2 separate regions of the Homo sapiens genome follow, and region 1 is linked to region 2. The links are chromatin contacts, found by Hi-C in ENCODE. All regions are on one chromosome and are shown on one strand. Each heading gives the region's core, a stretch centred on a gene start or an enhancer-like site at or near the end of the contact. The rest is flanking DNA. Distances are from core to core; before and after follow the strand shown. Region 1 overlaps TRABD2B (TraB domain containing 2B). Region 2 holds the start of TRABD2B (TraB domain containing 2B).

The links. A loop is a pair of places that touch in the nucleus more often than their neighbours do.
Region 1: a map of PC-3 shows a loop between it and region 2 (3-fold over the local background). The contact joins the enhancer-like site here to the promoter of TRABD2B in region 2. A Hi-C loop is called at or near these places in 2 of 168 maps with a recorded cell type or tissue (MCF 10A and PC-3).

What each region holds. Positions count from the first base shown.
Region 1 is chr1:47,892,984-47,898,672 of GRCh38, forward strand. The region is part of intron 2 of TRABD2B (TraB domain containing 2B); the gene reads right to left. Among named protein-coding and RNA genes, the nearest start is that of TRABD2B, 100 kb to the right of the region's middle. RefSeq lists enhancers at 1,632-2,629, 4,097-4,597, 5,100-5,625. Within about 2 kb of position 1,671, at least 5 of the 41 ENCODE cell types and tissues checked have a DNase peak (open chromatin) inside an H3K27ac peak, as active enhancers do; they include PC-3, where a contact is called at or near this core.
Region 2 is chr1:47,995,095-48,000,139 of GRCh38, forward strand. TRABD2B (TraB domain containing 2B) reads right to left here and starts at 2,291. Exons shown (of 7, transcript NM_001194986.2): 1 at 1,594-2,291. The coding sequence starts at 1,695. RefSeq lists an enhancer at 2,783-2,832.

The sequences.
Region 1 (5,689 bases), core at 421-2,920, 100 kb before region 2:
AGTGATTTATACACATTACAGAAGTACATAAATGGTGCTGAGGGCTTCCAGCACCCTGCAGAAGCCATTGTGAGGTCAGTGGTGAGACAGGTCTATGTCCAGACGCAGTGTCATCTGGCCAGATGGCCCCTCAGCTGGTGGGTGTGTTTCATCTCCCCTGGGTTACCAGGAGAAGTGGATAAAGTTAGTGACTTATTTATTGTTTTCTGTTTCACATTTCAATTCAGTTGATTATATATAGTTTTCAAATATCTAAAAAAAAAAACAAAAACAAAAACTGATTTGCTTCCTAAAAGTGTCCTCCTCATCCCAACTCCTGGTGTTCTATGGGACAGAGTGCATTCACAGAACCTCTGGGGGGCCAGGCAGAGGGAGTGGCCAGTATGTGGAAAGAACATCCTTTGAGATCAGACTTAAGTAGAAACCCTCACTCCATCACATACCATCTGGGGGATGTTGAACAAATAAGAGCCTCCCTGAATTCTACTCGGGTTTCCTGGGTGTTGCCTTTTTAGGAAAGCCCTACTTTTACCTGCCCTTAGCCCAGGCTGGTGTAGGTTCTCTTTACAGCCATGCTCTTAGCGCACCTTGCCTCACATTTCAATGCTTGAGAGCTTGTTGACACTTGGCTATGAGCTTTTAGAGGGGAGCCCTTGTGTTTGATTTGACAATGAGTACACTGCACAGGGAAGTTGCCAAACATGCTGTTGTTGATTAAATGCACAGTCGCTACCTTCCTAGCGTTGTTCCAGGGACTAAAAGAGAAGAGTTATGAAAAAGTTCCCTGCCCACAAATCAACAGAGGGCTCAGGCATGTCTGCAAACTGCCTAGATTCATCAGAGGGGCAGGCTCTTGGACTCTGCGGGGGCCCAACTTCTCGGGCTGCTTCAGGATCCTGGCTTTGGTGATGGAATCACCAAAAAGCGATTTGTGAGACAATGCTCTTCCAGGCCTGGCATTATCCCGAAACCCCCAAATAACCTGCTGTGGATCCTCCCTCTGATTGTTGATTGTGCTCCTCCTTGAACTTACTTATATTGTCAGCCTATATTCATTCATTTATATTCTTTCTTTACTTCAGTAATTCAAATACTATTATTGAGGGCTCGGCGCATGGGGAGGCACTGTTCTGTATGCTGGGGATACAGTGATACACAGTGTGGGTGGGGGTGTTGCGGATGCAGCCTACAATAATACTTAGGACTCTGCCATTGAGAGCCAAGCCGCCTTGGTTCACATCCTGGCTCTGACACTTAGTACTGTGACCTTGGGCAAGCTACTGAACTTTTCTGTGCTTCAATTTCCGTATCTCTGTAATGGAGATATAATGGTACTTGGTTACTGAGTTTGGGAGGATTAAATAAATTCATCACATAAAGTGCTTTGAACAGTGCTTGACACATGGCAGGCACTCAGTAAGTTCTTGTTATTCTTATAGCAGTGAACACAGAAAAGTCACTAGCCTCACAGGGATTACATTCCAGTGGGGAGACACACAACAAGCACCTTGACAAGGAGCTACCTAATACCAAGTGCCACGAAGAACAGCAGAGTGAGAAGATGGAACAGAATGGGACCAGGGTGTGCTATGTGAGATATGGCAGTCAGGAAGGCTTCTCTGAGGAGGTGATATTTCAGCAGGGCACTGAATGCATTTCGGACCACATGGGACCAAGTCATTGTGTCAATTAGCACCCCACCAGCAGTATGTGTGAGTGCTGGTAGTGAAGGAGGACACTTCCAGTAGCAGAATGAACAAGCCAAGAGTGAAGAATAGGGACAGGGAAGTGAACATGACGTACCACTCCTTCCACAAAGAATCTGGGGCACCGTGACACATGCTCTGCAACATGTGCTGAGGACACAGACATGACTCAGATGGCACTCCTGCCCTCAGGGGAGTGGCCAGACGTGGCCACAGACAACCAGAATACTGGGTAGGAAGAGCTCAGGAGGAAGAGCTCTGCCAGTACAAGGGCAGGAGCCTCCTGCCTCCTCCTCCACCACCCCAGTCCTGGCTCAGCTTCCTGCATAACAAGGGATCTAAAAACGCATCTCAAAGGGTTGGGAGATATTCAAACAGCCCTCAGGACAAAATCATATCCTGCGGCCCCTGCCTCACCCCAAGGATATAGATTTGACACTCAACAAAGGAATTCCCCAGGAGACGGCCACAGGGAGGAAGACCTGAGTTTCATAGCCTGAGCCTACACTGGACACAGAGGATGAGCGGAGGGGACGTGGATAGTCTCTTGCAGCCCACTCGCCCCACCCCCCAGCCAGGAAGCCCAGCCCAACACCCGCTTCTCACTGAAGTTACCATAAAGCACAGCCTGTATCTGATCACTCTGTGTGAGCACTGAGCGAGCTGTGGGTTGCTCTGCTGAGCGGAGGGAAGCATGTACACTTCCAAGTTCAACAACCTTGATGCCTGGCAGTGGGTGCCCTGGGACTGCCCAGCCTGGACCCCACTGCCCCCCTCCCACCACAGTTAAAGAAAGGCTCCTTGTTGAGGAGAGGAGCTGGTCAGGTTGCCCTCAGGTCTCGCTTCCCCAAGGACCAGGTGTTTTACTCGGCAGCAAACCAGAGCTGTCCTGGAACCAACCCTGTTCAGACTTTGTCACCCTGTCCATCACCCTGGCTTGGCTGCAGGGCCCAAGGTGGCAGGAGACAGAGTTCACTCCTCATTTATTTTCAACATCCACTCTAGGGAGGTTGGATTAAAAGTCTCCTGGAATGACAGTGCCAGAAAGCCCTTGGGTGATCCTCTGGGCTGAAAGGGGCCCATAGGGCAGAGATTTCCTCAGGTCGCACTGCTGAGGAGGGAGGGGCAGAGATGGTGCTGGCACAGATCCCATGCCCACCCCACTCCCAGGCCTGCCTCCTCGTACTAGTGTTTGCTTTCCCCCAGGCCTGCGCATATTCTCCATCACTGGGACTTGTCCCACCAGTGAAGGGGGGAAGGTTCCTGTGTGCCTTGGCCCCAGTGGCAGGACTCATTCCAGCAATGGCTGCCGGGGGCATGGTGCCCAGCACTGGGCTTCACAGGCACACATTGTGATCTCCAGCCCCTAAACCACAGGCTGTCCCTGCATCTGTCAAGTGCGATCTCTCCTGGCCCCTGCTGGCCCCTCCAAACAAGCTATCTTTATGAAATGCAATGACTGCCCTCCATATATTAAAATAACACCTCCCCAGGAAGGACCTCACGTCAGGGCTGCCGCACAAAGGGACATTCACAGGATGGCAGAGGGAAGCCAGCGGAGGCTTGGCCCAGGGCCTAGAGGGAAGAGAGGATGAGGAGTTTGGGGGTCTCGGGTTACAGAGAGAAGGGTGGGTTAAGGGAGGCAGGGATGGGGCTGTGGAGGCTCAAGGCTAACAAAGAAACTCTGGGTTCAACAGAGTCACGCAGCCCACTCCACACTGATGATGCAGACCCTGGGCCTGGCTATTTCCAGCCTGGGTCCAAATGCCATGGCCTGTACTGCCCAAACCTCCCTCTGGAACCCAAGCAGAGACCCTGGTGGGAAGTGGGGATGGAAAAGGCCTCAGATATTAGGATCTGCTTCCCAAAGATGTTGTAGCGAGAGTGGGCACAGAAGCCCAGTCTGTGCGTCACTAAAATCAGGCAGGCTTGGGGAACTGGGCTTGCCAGGCTATGTGTGATCTGCCCACGAGCTGAGCTCACCCTCTCTGAGGTACCTCTACCTCTCGGCCTGGGGAATACAGTCTAGATTCCGACTGGCCTGGGTTCTGATCCTGGTACTGCCACTTCTTGGGCAAGAAACTCCAACTCCCTTGGCATCAGTTTCCTCATCTGAAAAGTGGGAATCATGACAACTCATCTAAAAGATGTGTTATGAGGATTAAGCAAGATAGTGTCAGTAAAAGTAGTTGCACATAGTAGGCTCTCTCTCCCTCTCTCCCTAACACATATATACTGAGCCCCTAGTATATGTTGAGCACTGTTCTCAGTATGTGGGATATTCAGCATGCAACAGGCCCAAATTCCTGCTCTCCTGGATCTCACAAGGTATTGGATGTGATAGGGTAAGATGGACAGTAAACAAAAAACATAGCAAGTAAATTATGTAACATGTTAGATGACAGGAAGTGTTATGGGAAAGGAGAAAGTGGAGCAGGAACAGGGGACAGGTGCACTAGGCTGAAGTTTTAAATGGAGCAGTCATTGAGAAGGTGACATTTGAATAAAGACACATAAGAGATGAGGGACAGCAAAGACCCTGAGACAGGATCATGCTTGGCATGTCCCAGAAACAGCAAGGAAGACAACGTGGCTGGAGGGGAGGTAGGAGACGATCAGAGAGGAAGCGAGCTGGGGGCAGCTGATCATTTTGGGCCTTGTAGGCTGCTGTACTGCACTTCCTAGGCGGCCATAGAAGGAGTAACCTGCGGAATGGCCCTGATGGATGAGGAGGAGTTCACCGAGCCAAGAAGCAGACAGGCTCAGAGGTGTATCCAGAAAACAGGCTCTTCCACACGGGGAGGACCCTGGAGGGCAGCTGCAAAGATGGAAGATTTTTGATGTGTTTTGGTAAAATGTGAATTGCATCTGAGGAAGAAATAGCTCTTCTTTTAAAAGGCAAGGTAGGGCCACCATATCTCAGATCCTGTATTCATCACCTTTCTTCGTAACTACATACTTGTCCTTATCACAGCTCAATCAGTTTCCTCCCTACCCCTCATTTGCACCACACAGGTGTACACACACACACACATATACAATCTGACCTGCCCCTGCCCAGCTAGAGAGCAGGTACCCAATGGGCCAGACACTGCAGCCGACCTACTCTACCTCTCTGAGCTTCTGTATTCTTAAGCTGGAACTGACCATATCTTTTTTAGAGGGTTGATTATTGGTAAGGATTAAACTAACATGTAAAAATCCCTTGCAAAGGATAGCGTTCTATACAAACAGAAGTGTTAGCTATTTACCTGATACAAGAAAAAAATAACTGGAAGTTACTTTTATCCTATAAGAATTTTCCTTCAGTATCTACACTGTCCCAATTCACTGATAATCACTCCAACAACACAGGTTGTTGGGTGGCACAGAATACTGGCTCAGAACATTTTTGTTAGATGAATGAATGAGCAGATGAAGGAAGGGAAGAATCTAGGCATAAAAGGCATAAAAGCAGGCAGGTAAGCTACTGGTGAGGAATGTGGAGGAGGCAACTTGTCAAGCAGGGGCTACGAAGGCTGGAACCCTGAGCCCTAACAATGGCAAGAAAAACAGTCACAACCTCCCCCATTCCCAGAGGCCTCCGCCCCAATCTTTGAGCCCGGGCTGCTCTGGCTCTCCCTCTGATAAAAGTCACTGCCCTCTCACTTAGGTGCCATTAGGATGCTAATGATGTGTGATTAGACCTGCTCTGAGACTCCCATTTGACTGACCTCAGGATGGCAGAAGTTTGCCTGGAGGCCAGGAAAGAAAAACACACAGAAAAGGAGAGGCCTAGGCTCTGGAGGGAAGCCAGGGAGGCACTGGGTGGGAACAGTCAAGAGCAAGTTAGGGGCTCTGCATCTTCAAGGGGACTTTTTTGAAGCCAGAAAGAACCTTGATGGTCATACGAGCTCTAACTCCCTTATCTACAATTCTGAAATCCAAAACGCTCTGAAGAATGTCTTTGGTAACTTGACCTGAACTTATCCAAGGCTATATAT
Region 2 (5,045 bases), core at 1,041-3,540:
AAGAAGGGAGGAAGTCATATAACTTTTAAATCCAACCATTAGAAGATATAAGCCAAGAGCACTTTGAAAGCAGAACACCTATTAAAAATAGCACACCTATTTAAACAGCTACTTCACATTCATCACGGTGAATACACTTTTCTTTTTGGAGGGCAGGTCTGGGGTGTCAGCTACTTTGCTCGACCAGCTGAGACCATAGATGAGAAAGTGCTTTAAAATCTTGCAAGGCCAAGTCAAGTTTCAGAATCTGGTTTGGGAGGAAAGGATTCCATTACAATTAGTCCCAAGAAATGTACATATTCTGGGTACTTTCCAGGCTCCTCCCCTAAAAATGTATACCTGATTTCCAACCCCAGTTGTTTGTCATTTTCTATGACCTAAGCTCCGACTTAGGGGAGTGTGTGTGCGTGTGTGTGTGTGTGTGTGCGCGTGTGTGTGTATGTAGGAGCTGAAGAGAGGCATGCAGACAGGGGTCCTTTCTACAGATCCAAGTCAGGGCTAGGCATAAAGGGCAAAGCCATTTTCCAACCAGAAAAATCCCTGGAGTGCCCACTGACCACTTGCAAGCTTTAGACCAACTCATAACACTTTTCTGCCTGATTCTGGCACAAATGAAAAGTATGTGTTGGGATGGGTGGGTTGTGGGAGAACAGTACCTTACTTTACTAACAACCCCAAACTGTTAATCCCAGCATGTTGGCGATAGACTGAGAGCCCAGTCAGCCAACGAGCTCCCTGTTTGTGCACAAGGCAGGCTGCTGGAGGTGCACCTTGCCCAAGGTCAGCGAATTCCGGGCTAACAGGCAGCACACCTACAGCAGCCAGACCCTATGGTCTCCTGGCCTCCAATTCAGGGTTACTGTCAATGCATTAATTTACACTTAGAGGGAAAGATACTGAAGGAAATAAAGAGGTTCTTTGTTTTGGAAGGAATATTAGGAGAACCAGTAATTACTCGACCCCAAGAAATATTAGGCCAGTATGTCCTGGCATTGCCTTTTCCTCTCCTCTGAAATCTTCCCTCTTTTCACGAAATATGGACGCTTGGGAGAGTAGGTGGTGGGAGCCTGGGCCGCAGAGATGGAGGTGAGAACGAGGAACAGGGAGAAAGTTTGTCTTAGGTCAGAGTGGGAGGGCAGGGAGAGAGAGGGAAGCCTGGGAGGGGGCAGAGTGTGTGAATGGGAGAGCAAAAGGGTTCGATGGAAGTCAAGAGAAGGGCAAGGAACGGTAGAAAAACACAGTCAGAAGCGGGCAGAGAGACCAGAAGGGTAAAGACAGAAAAAATATGAGAAAGGAGAGACAAAAAGGGGCAGAGAGAGAGGAGGCGTCCAAGCAGGACCACAAGTCAAGAGGAGAGCCCCAGAGCGGCAGCGTGTGGAGAAGGAACCGGAGAGGGAGCGCCCCTTCTCGCTCCTGGCTGGGAGCTGGAGCCGGGACAGGCAGGAGCGAAGGAAGGGCGCCCGAGGCTGCGCCCGGGGGGTGGAGGTGGAGCGGGCGGGCTAAGGTGGGTGCGGAAGCAGGACCCAAACCATGGTCCCACGGGACTAGAATACCCAGGCAGGCGGGAGAGTGGCCGGGCAGGCGCTCGCTCACCGATCCGGGCGGCCGGCACTGTCCTCCGTCCGGGGGCTGCGGGCGGGCGCGAGCGGTGGCGAGGAGGGCGGCGAGCAGCGGCCCCGCCAGGGCGGCGTGCATCCTGCCAGGGCCCGCGGGGCGCGGGGGACCCTCCTGGGCGGCGCCCCTCAGCGGGGCGGGGAGCCCCCAGTTGGGCACGGAGTTTCCTCTGGAGCACGGGGCTCCAGCCGCAGGATGCTGGGCGCCCTCTGGGGCGTGGCTGACTGTCCCTGTCGGACCTGGGGGTTTCTCTGGGGCCGGGCTCCGTCTGTTGGAAGAGGGAGACCCTCTAGGGCTGGGCCCCTCCCCCGGGCGCTCAACCTCGCTGGCCGAGCCCCCGGGTGCTGAGGGCGTGTTGGGGTCCGGGGGCGCGCGGGGTCCCGGAGCTGCGTCGCGGTCCAGGGGCGCGCGGGGTTCCTGGGGCAGAACCGAGAACCCGGGGTGCGCAAGGGTCCCGGGGTTATGCTGGGCACCCGGGGCACGCAAGGGTCCCAGGGGTGCGCGGCGCTCCAGGAGGCGCGCAGTGGGACAAGTGCGGCGGAAGGCGCGGCAGGGGTGGGGGGCGGCTCTGGGGCGACCGGCTGCCCCCGAGCCCGGCTCAGAGGGGCGGCGGGCGGCCGCGCGGCCGCTGCCCGGGCTCCGCCATGCTGCTCCGCGGCCGGGAGGGAGGGAGAGAGGAGGGCGGGAGAGCGGCGCGGAGCCGGGCCGGGCTGGGGGCTGGGGCCGCTGGGGCGGGGGAGGGGAGGACCTGGCGCGGGGGGCGGGGGGGCGAGGGGCCGGGGCCGCGCCGGGCCGGGCCGGGACGGGCCGGGCGGCAGGGAGTCAGGGCTAGCTCCGCGCCCGGGCGCGGCGAGGCGGGGTCTGATGGGCATGGCAGGCGCTCGCTCGCTCCTCTCTCGCTCCCTCGTTCGCTCCCTCACACGCGCGGAGGGAGGCGAAGCCCGCAGCAGCCACTTCCCAACTTTCCAAACTTCCCAGCGCAACTTTTTCCTCCCCTCCCCTGCCCGCGCCTCCTCCTCCCCCATCCCTCCTCCTTCCCTTCGCCAGGCGCGACCGGGCCGCAGCTTCCCCGTGCGGCCGCCAGAGGGCGCCCGGGCTAAGGACCCGCTCGGCCAACCTCCGCCGGCTCGGCGGCGGACGCGGACTGGTGGCAGCGACAGATTTGGGGACCAGCCTCGCCCAACGCATCCGTCCCGCAGATCCTGGCAGGAGCGAACAGCGAGAGGGACAGGAGTTGGACTGGGGAGGCAGCAATCACACAAAATTCAGAAAGCTGCTGTGTGCAACCTTATGTCACGCGTAGCTCTGGGATGCGCTTGGTAGATGCTCTGCAAACACCAAATGTAAAAGAAAAGAAAAGAAATCCTCAAAATTCCTTGGAATCTTCCATTTAAGTAATCCCCTCTTATCTATGTCCTTGGACCCACGCAGGATCCCTGTGTCTGTCTCTGGAAGAGTGAGAATTGATATCCCAGTTTCTTAGACCACAAGACTTGAAAGACCCCTTAAACCAACCTACCCTTCCTCAAGAGGCAAATGAGACTTAGAGAAGGCCAGAGCACAAGATCTAAGCTTCTGAGCCGTTTCCAGCAAATGAAGAAAGGGAGGCACAGGCACCCCTGCTTGGTTCTGTTAAAGGAGAGTTTGTCGTCTCTTCCTATCCTGACAACAAAGATTGACAGATGAATTAGGTCATACTGTCAGGAGCCCACAGCCTAGAGAAGGAGACAGACAGAGACAGATATGCAAAGACGCCATTAAAATACAGATGATGAGGGCCAGGAGAGACAGAAGCACAAGGAAATGGGAGCAGAGAGGAAGAGCTCCTAACACAGCTCAGAGGCCCAGGGAAGACGCCTGGGAGATGGTCTTGAAAAATAAGTCAGAGGTAGCTTAGAGAAGGAGGTGCACATGCCTTCCAAGCGGAGGAAGAGCAGGTGCCAAGGCGCAGCAGTGTGAGAGCACACCTGCAGGGGACTGCAAGCAGTTACCCATGGCTGCGGCAAAAAGCAAGTGGCAGGAGCTGAAGTTGTGTCTTCTGGCCAAGCTGGGGAGTCTGTCCGTTCTAGGTATCAGGTCATAGGAAGTCACTGCAAGATTTGAAGTTTAAGGTGGCTAGAGTAGATCTGTGCTCATCGGGGGCATGAATTGGAGGGGGCAAGTTGGAGGCAGGGAGACCAGTGGGCAGATAGTCAGTGAGGAGGGAGCCAGAGCCCAAGCCTCGGTCTCCTGACTCCCAGCCCAGTGTTCTCCCCACTTCTCCCACTCATGCCTGCAGGTACCAGATTGAGCAGCTAGAAAATGACCATACTAGAAGGCTGAGTGAGAAAGACCAAGCAGGGCTGGAGGGCCAGAAAGGTTTTCCAGAGCACAGGATCTGGGTGGTTGGGAGGAACACGGGAAGGAAAGAAGGGGACACCAGAGACTGGCAGGTTTACCCTCATGTGCACATGAAGTTGCCACTTTTGTAAGTTACAAGTGAATGCATGTTGGCAATTTCATATGGTTCAACTTACTGGGTGTCTGGAGCAACCTCAGCCTCTTAGCTACACACACACTTGGTGACAGACACCAAGCAGGCCAGAGTGCCCAGACGGTATGTATGAGAGCACAGGACAGCGCCATGCTTCCCACACACAGAGCTCTGAGACCTGCAGCTCTGACAAGAGATGTCCTTTAAAGAGTCTCCACTTTCCGGAGCTCCAAAACTCCCTACAAGGTCACCACTCTGCTGGTAAGGATGAGGGGAAGTGAGAACTGAATTCCACTGGAGGGAGGGTCATGGTTCTCATTGGAGAATTAGAAGACACAAGTCAGATAGTGGATAAGAAAGAGCCTGATCAATTTAAAACAATGATGTGTGTAAATATGTGTGTGGATTTAAAAAACCTTCCCCTGCTGTATTGTAAACAAAGTTTCCCTGGTATCTTTTTTCCTAAAATTATAAAAGTTTTGTTGGCTAATTTTCATGAGTGTCAGCTATGACTTCCTCCTCCATGGTACACGTGGTGACTGTGACCAAGGCAGGACAGTTAGCTTTTCTGTGCCTCTCTTTCCCCAGCCAGTTTCCTGTCCCCCTCACTTTCTGTGCGTCAATGTGTGCAATAATGTCTTAAGATCTTTACCAGTATTGTTACTGATATTCTTAAAGAGAAGCAAGAACAAATAGATTTTTCTGTTCCTAGATATATACCCAAGAGAACTGAGGACATTCATCGACACAAAAACTTCTACGTAAAGCCTGATAGCAGCATTATTTATTATAGCCAAAAGGTGGAAACAACCCAAGTGTTCATCAACTTATGAATAAATTAACAAAATGTGATATATAAAAATATCATATCATATGCTAAATATATACATTTAAAAAACATGTTATAGTCATATGATGGAATATTATTTGGCCATAAAACAAAATGAAGCACTGATAC